Linked DNA regions of Homo sapiens: region 1 is linked to region 2. The links are chromatin contacts, found by Hi-C or POLR2A ChIA-PET in ENCODE. All regions are on one chromosome and are shown on one strand. Each heading gives the region's core, a stretch centred on a gene start or an enhancer-like site at or near the end of the contact. The rest is flanking DNA. Distances are from core to core; before and after follow the strand shown.

Evidence for each region. Hi-C counts contacts between places; a loop is a spot of excess contacts on that map. ChIA-PET counts read pairs that join two places held with the same protein, here RNA polymerase II (POLR2A). Pooled maps may share reads with other maps.
Region 1: a pooled map shows a loop between it and region 2 (7-fold over the local background). The contact joins the promoter of CD164 here to the promoter of BEND3 in region 2. A Hi-C loop is called at or near these places in 7 of 50 pooled maps. POLR2A ChIA-PET finds 5 or more read pairs at or near these places in 2 of 52 experiments (activated CD8-positive, alpha-beta memory T cell and activated T-cell).

What each region holds. Positions count from the first base shown.
Region 1 is chr6:109,381,184-109,383,883 of GRCh38, reverse strand. CD164 (CD164 molecule) reads left to right here and starts at 1,417. Exons shown (of 6, transcript NM_006016.6): 1 at 1,417-1,680. The coding sequence starts at 1,506. RefSeq lists enhancers at 800-1,029, 1,110-1,459, 1,015-1,524 and a silencer at 1,680-1,959.
Region 2 is chr6:107,114,151-107,116,850 of GRCh38, reverse strand. It overlaps BEND3 (BEN domain containing 3), which reads left to right and starts at 1,336. Exons shown (of 4, transcript NM_001367314.1): 1 at 1,336-1,761. RefSeq lists enhancers at 1-86, 87-850 and silencers at 1,443-1,492, 1,533-1,582, 1,713-2,622.

The DNA of each region.
Region 1 (2,700 bases), core at 168-2,667, 2.3 Mb before region 2:
GAGAGAGGCCTCCTGAGAGAAGAGCAGACACTTCTCTGAAGGGCTTATGGTGGGAGCTCACTTCCCTGACAGCATTCTCATGCTTCTGGGCTGGATCAGTCAAAACTATCAGCTTTTTGTTTACATCCAAGCAACACTACTCCAACTAGCGTAGTCATTGGAACAAATGTTCATAGTCCTGAGGGTACAGAAGGACGACACTGAAAAGATCCCAAGGGGAAATAAAATCTTTCTATTTGAGCAAAAAGGTAAAAGCACTATGTAGTCATCTTTTTTGGCACATCAAAAAAGTCATCGTGGCACATCAAGACAGACCTCACGAAAGCAATTAATATTCCTATATTATTAGGATAACTTTGCATAATTAAAATTACATAAGTGTACAACAGCTGAAAACACAGCATTAAATACAACTTTTAAAGTCTAATTTTTACCATGTGATAACCGTATCAAATTTTGCGAATATTTTGTGAGACTTGGCAGTAGATGGCGCTCACCTTTACTAAAAGTCTGAGCAGCGCCTTAACACTAACAGGAACTTAAGAATCCAGCTCTGATGTCAGGCAATCCCGTGTCCAGGTCAGGTCACTTTTTTAAGTCTCAGTTTCCTCACTGGTAATGTGGGGGTGGGGGCCTCCCCAATGACCTCGCAACTCAGACCGCTTTTGATTCTCTGACTACAGTGGTGGAGTTGAGACAGGTCGGCTGCTGCAACCGCCGTCTGAAATAGCAATCCGGAAAAGTCAGGTTGGGAAAGTGACAGAGTAGACGCCCTGCGGCTCTGATCCGGGCGGCGCCTCAGCTGCCCACACTATGTGGGCGGCAACGCACAAACTCCTTAACCACGTGGTGCCTCCATTCCCCTAGGGAGTCCCATCACAGGATAACTTCTAGCAAAATCAATCTTCAAGAAAAAAAGAAGGGGTCCTGCCGAAGATATAAGGAAGCTCCCTGGGGATCCCGCAGCACAGCACAAACTTAGTTCTTGAGAGCCGCACAAAACCAACTTCCGCCCCAGTGGAGTTGCGTCCGGAAGGCGCGGCCCCGGAGGTCACGTGGGCCCGCGGAATTACAGCCTGGCGGGGCGCTCAGGTGGAAGCAGTAGGCCACATTATGTCGACTGTTCCATGCAAGTCAGGGTGGGGGCCGTCCCTATCGCAGGCATGAGACAAGTCCAGCTGCGTCGTGTCTGGTAATCTGAGGGCAAGAAGAACGATTTGCAGAAGCTCCCAGTTTTCTTGGCTGTGGCACAGTCGCTTTGAGGGCCAGGTTCCTTCGGCTTCCTCCCGACTCCCCTGCTTCCCCCCGTAGGATTCCCGTTGGTATCGTCCGAGCCCCACCTCCCTCCTCTTCGCCCCCGCACGCCGAAAACAGGGGCCTCTCACGTGACCCCTGCGCGCTCCCGCGGGGGAGCGTAGTCTCGGAGGCGGCGCCGCAGGGGATTGAGGGGTTGACTGAGCGTTGCGAGCCTTAGCTTTCTCCCGAACGCCAGCGCTGAGGACACGATGTCGCGGCTCTCCCGCTCACTGCTTTGGGCCGCCACCTGCCTGGGCGTGCTCTGCGTGCTGTCCGCGGACAAGAACACGACCCAGCACCCGAACGTGACGACTTTAGCGCCCATCTCCAACGTAACCTCGGCGCCGGTGACGTCCCTCCCGCTGGTCACCACTCCGGCACCAGGTGGGCGCGGGCCCTGTGGGCTTCCCGCCCTCCCCTGCCCAGCCGAGCCGCACTGCCTCCTCGCCGTGCGGGCGGGGCCCGGGTTCGGGCCACGGTCGGGCGGGCGGGCCGCGCTCGGGGTGCGGCGGCGACTCCGGCAACATGGCGGCCAGCCTGGAGTCCACTCGTGGCCGGGCCGGGTGGGGAGCGCGCTGGGGGGAAGCGGACGCGCGGTTCCCAGTGGCTGCGGGGCTGGGGCCCCCCTCGAAGTGTTGCAAGTCGAGGTGCCTTTTAAAAGTGCATCGTAATTCCTAGCCTCACTTGGGGTCGGAAATGGGGACGTGGCTTCCTTCCGCGGGGGCAGCGGTGGGGTTGAGGATGGGGCCGGGCGTCGCGCCTCTGAGGTTGGCGGTGGGGCCGAGCTGCCTCTCCCTGCCACTGGTTGTTCACCCTCCCGGCGCCTCTCTCCGGAGGTAGCCTTCTCCGGAAGTCCGGGAAAGAGAAACTTAAAGACGGTAATGCTCGTTCGTGTCTCAGACTTGAGTCTGAGAAGGTCGCTTGAGATTTAATTACATTGGTTTTGCAGATAGGAATAGAATGTAGCTGACGTTTGAGCACGTAGTTAGTGAAAACTTCACACTTCAAAGTATGCGAAAAGGAAGAAAAGTACCCATGTATGTACCGGGTGTTTTGCGTACGTATCCTAAGGCTAAACTGGAAGGTAGGTAGTGAAACCTAGGAGGTAGATGCAGAGACGGAGATGAGTAAACTCTCCTGACATTGTATGTTTATTCTTTTTTCAATTGTTTTTAAAATTTTCTTAACTATGTCCTGTGCTCAGATAGCGTATGTTTAGTAGGTCGTGGAACGGGGGTTTGTGCCCAGGTCTGTGGGTTTTCTAAAACCCGATCAGGAGCGTGTCTTTTGTTATGTGCAGTCGCATAGGGCTGGTTAAGGCATACATACATTTTAAAGCAGAAATTGCCATATACCGTGACAACACAAAAGAGAGAAGGAAGATAAGTTTGAGGTAATAAGCGG
Region 2 (2,700 bases), core at 87-2,586:
GGGCTGCTATCTCGGCCCCATTCTTTTCATCATCCTGTTTTCAATGACACTGAGCACGTATAGATTCTTCTATAAAAGCACCCCCTGGATGCAGGGCTTGGTTCTTCAGGCTGCTTGCTTAATTTTGCATAGCAATTAGTACTGACTTCACTAAACCAGTAATCCAAATACAGCTCGAGAATGTTCCACGTAGTTCCTCAAACTTAACCCTGTGCCTTTTGATTTCAAGCCCGAAGGGGGGGAACTTGCATAATTACTAAATTCCCAATTGGAGTGGTCTGAAGGAGGGTACGGTAAACCCAAACTATACGTTAATTCAAACCCTCGCCGCGACTGGGCAGCAAGGAGCCAACATATGCCTTCTTTTAAAAATCTATTCTACCTATTCACTGACCGCGCAGGGCCGTGCCACATGGTCCTCCCTTGCAGCCAGTCAGCTGTGAGCAGCAGATGGGATCATTTGCATTTTTCTTTTTATACTTTCTTTGATCGGCAAATTAAAGGATTTTTCTTAAATTTACATTCTCATTGTTTGCCTAAAATACAAACGTGGCTAAACTGTTGAATTGGGCTTCCCTGACTCTCACCCAGCACCTCCCCCTCCCCCTACCCAGCCACTGAGACTTGAGAAAATACCCGAGGGGTAGATTTCGTATTTATCAACTGGGAATCTACAGTCCAAGAGTTAGGAGTAGACAGAATCAGCCTTTATTGAGTTGGTGACTCGTGTTTTTCTATTTTAGGCGCTCGGCGCAGACAGCCCGTGGGTTTGTGTTTGTGGGGTGTGTGTCTGTGAGCGCGGGCGCTTCCGAAGCTCTCGCTCCGCAGCCTCACACCCCAGAACTTCGGGTTGCAAGAGCAGATTTTAGCTCTGAGGCTCACAACAGAGGGCGGCCACCGTGCAGGGGGAGTGGCCAGAGCCAGCTTTTCCCAGCGCCAGGGTCGCTCTCCCGGGTCCCGCCGGACTCCATGCCGCCCCGCGGGGCCGCAGGAGCCACCCGGGCCCTCGCGCCCCAAGGTCTTTGTGCCGGTGGCGGCGCGGGAAGACCGGCCCCGGGGGCCTGGGCTGCGGCCCAAAGGCCAAAAATGCGGGAGAGGCGTGGGCGCGAGGCGGGACAAGCTCCGCACAGTCGCCGTCCCGCAAGGGGCAAAAAAGTAGAAAAAGCCGTTTGGGGCCAAACTCTCGGGTCTGAGAAACCACGTTTCCGAGGACGAACTCGCGGTGGGAGGACACATGGGGTACAGGGGACATTGTTCGCGGCGCCTGCCCGGCGCGCCGTGGGTGCGCGGCCGCCGCCCCCGCCCCGGGCAGCCAGCGCGGGCCCACGTGGAGCCACTGCGCTGGCCGAGCGCGCCGGGCCGCCTGGGTCCCGGGAGTGCGCGCCCGAGCTCCCCGCCGCGGCCGTTCACGCCCGAGCGCCGCCGCCGCCGGTCCCGCGTGTGCCCCGCTGAGGGGGAGGGGCGGGCCGGGGGTGGGGGCGGAGGGGTTGTGGTTCCACTGCAGCGGGGGCTCCTGTGTCCTTGTGCGGAAATGACACACGGAGTCCCGTCACGTCACGCGAGAGCGCAGCGCACGGACACACACAAAGAGAGGGGAAAATACACGGCGCTCGCCCGCCCGCCGCCCCCAGCGCCTCCCCGGGCCGCCCTGGCCAGGCCCTCCGCGCGCGGCCCCCACTCCCCGGCCCCGCGCCCTCCCCCCCACGTGGCGCCCAAACTCGGCGCGGGCCCGCCCGGCAAAGTACAGAACTCGCGTCCCAGGTAAGTGCGGGGCGGATCAAGCCGGCCGCGCGGCGGCGGCAGCGTTGGCGGCTCCGGGGCGAGCGGCCGGTAGAGTGGCTGCAACATCCATGCCGGGGTGGGGGCGGGAGCAGGGGAGGGGACGCGGAGGGGGGCTGCTCCGAGCGCGCCCGCCGGTAGTAGCGCCCACCCCCGCGCGGGCCGAGCGACCGGAGCGGGCGCCGGGCGCCCACGGGCTCGCCGCGCCCATTGTGCTGCGCGCCCCTTTGTGCCCGCTCGGAACGCGGCGGCTCCATGGCGTTCTGGGGAGCACGCGCGCCGCGCGGGGGCGGGGGGTTCGCGCGGTGGAACCGTCCGCGCCGCCGCCGCCGCCCGCCCCACTCGCGCCGCGCGCCGGCCCCGCACCCCCGCCGGGCGCCGCGATGGAGCGGCCGGGGCGGCCGGAAGGCTCTGCCGTACTCGCGGCGGCTTGGCGCTCGCGCTCGGCGGGGCTTTGGCGGGGCACTGCTCGGCGTGTGGAAGGGGGTGTCGGAGCGGGAGCAGGGGGCGGGGACTGGAGGGAGATGCCGGGCGGCGAGCGGGAGGCCGGGGGAGCAGCCGCTCGGAGGAACGAAGCCTCCGGAGGCTGCAAATGGAGCGAGGCCGGCCCGCGGCGGCGGCGGCCGGGAGCGGAGAGGGATGGGCCCCGCCGCCAGGGGGCGCAGCGCTCCCTTCCCGGCCGTTCCACGGCGGTTCGCGGTTCCCGCTGCCCAGGAGCTGGAGGCGGGCCCGGCGCCTTGGGTGTGCACCCGGGCTGGCGCGAGGCCTGGCCGGCCGGCCGCAAAGCTGAAGCCTGGGGCGCTCGCCGCTCCTCGTGAGCGCTCCTTTCCTTCTCTATGATAAACGTGATTTCCCACGCATGCTTTGCCCTTGCCTCATCCGTGAGCTGTGCACCACCGATTTGGAGGCCCTTGTGTGCTT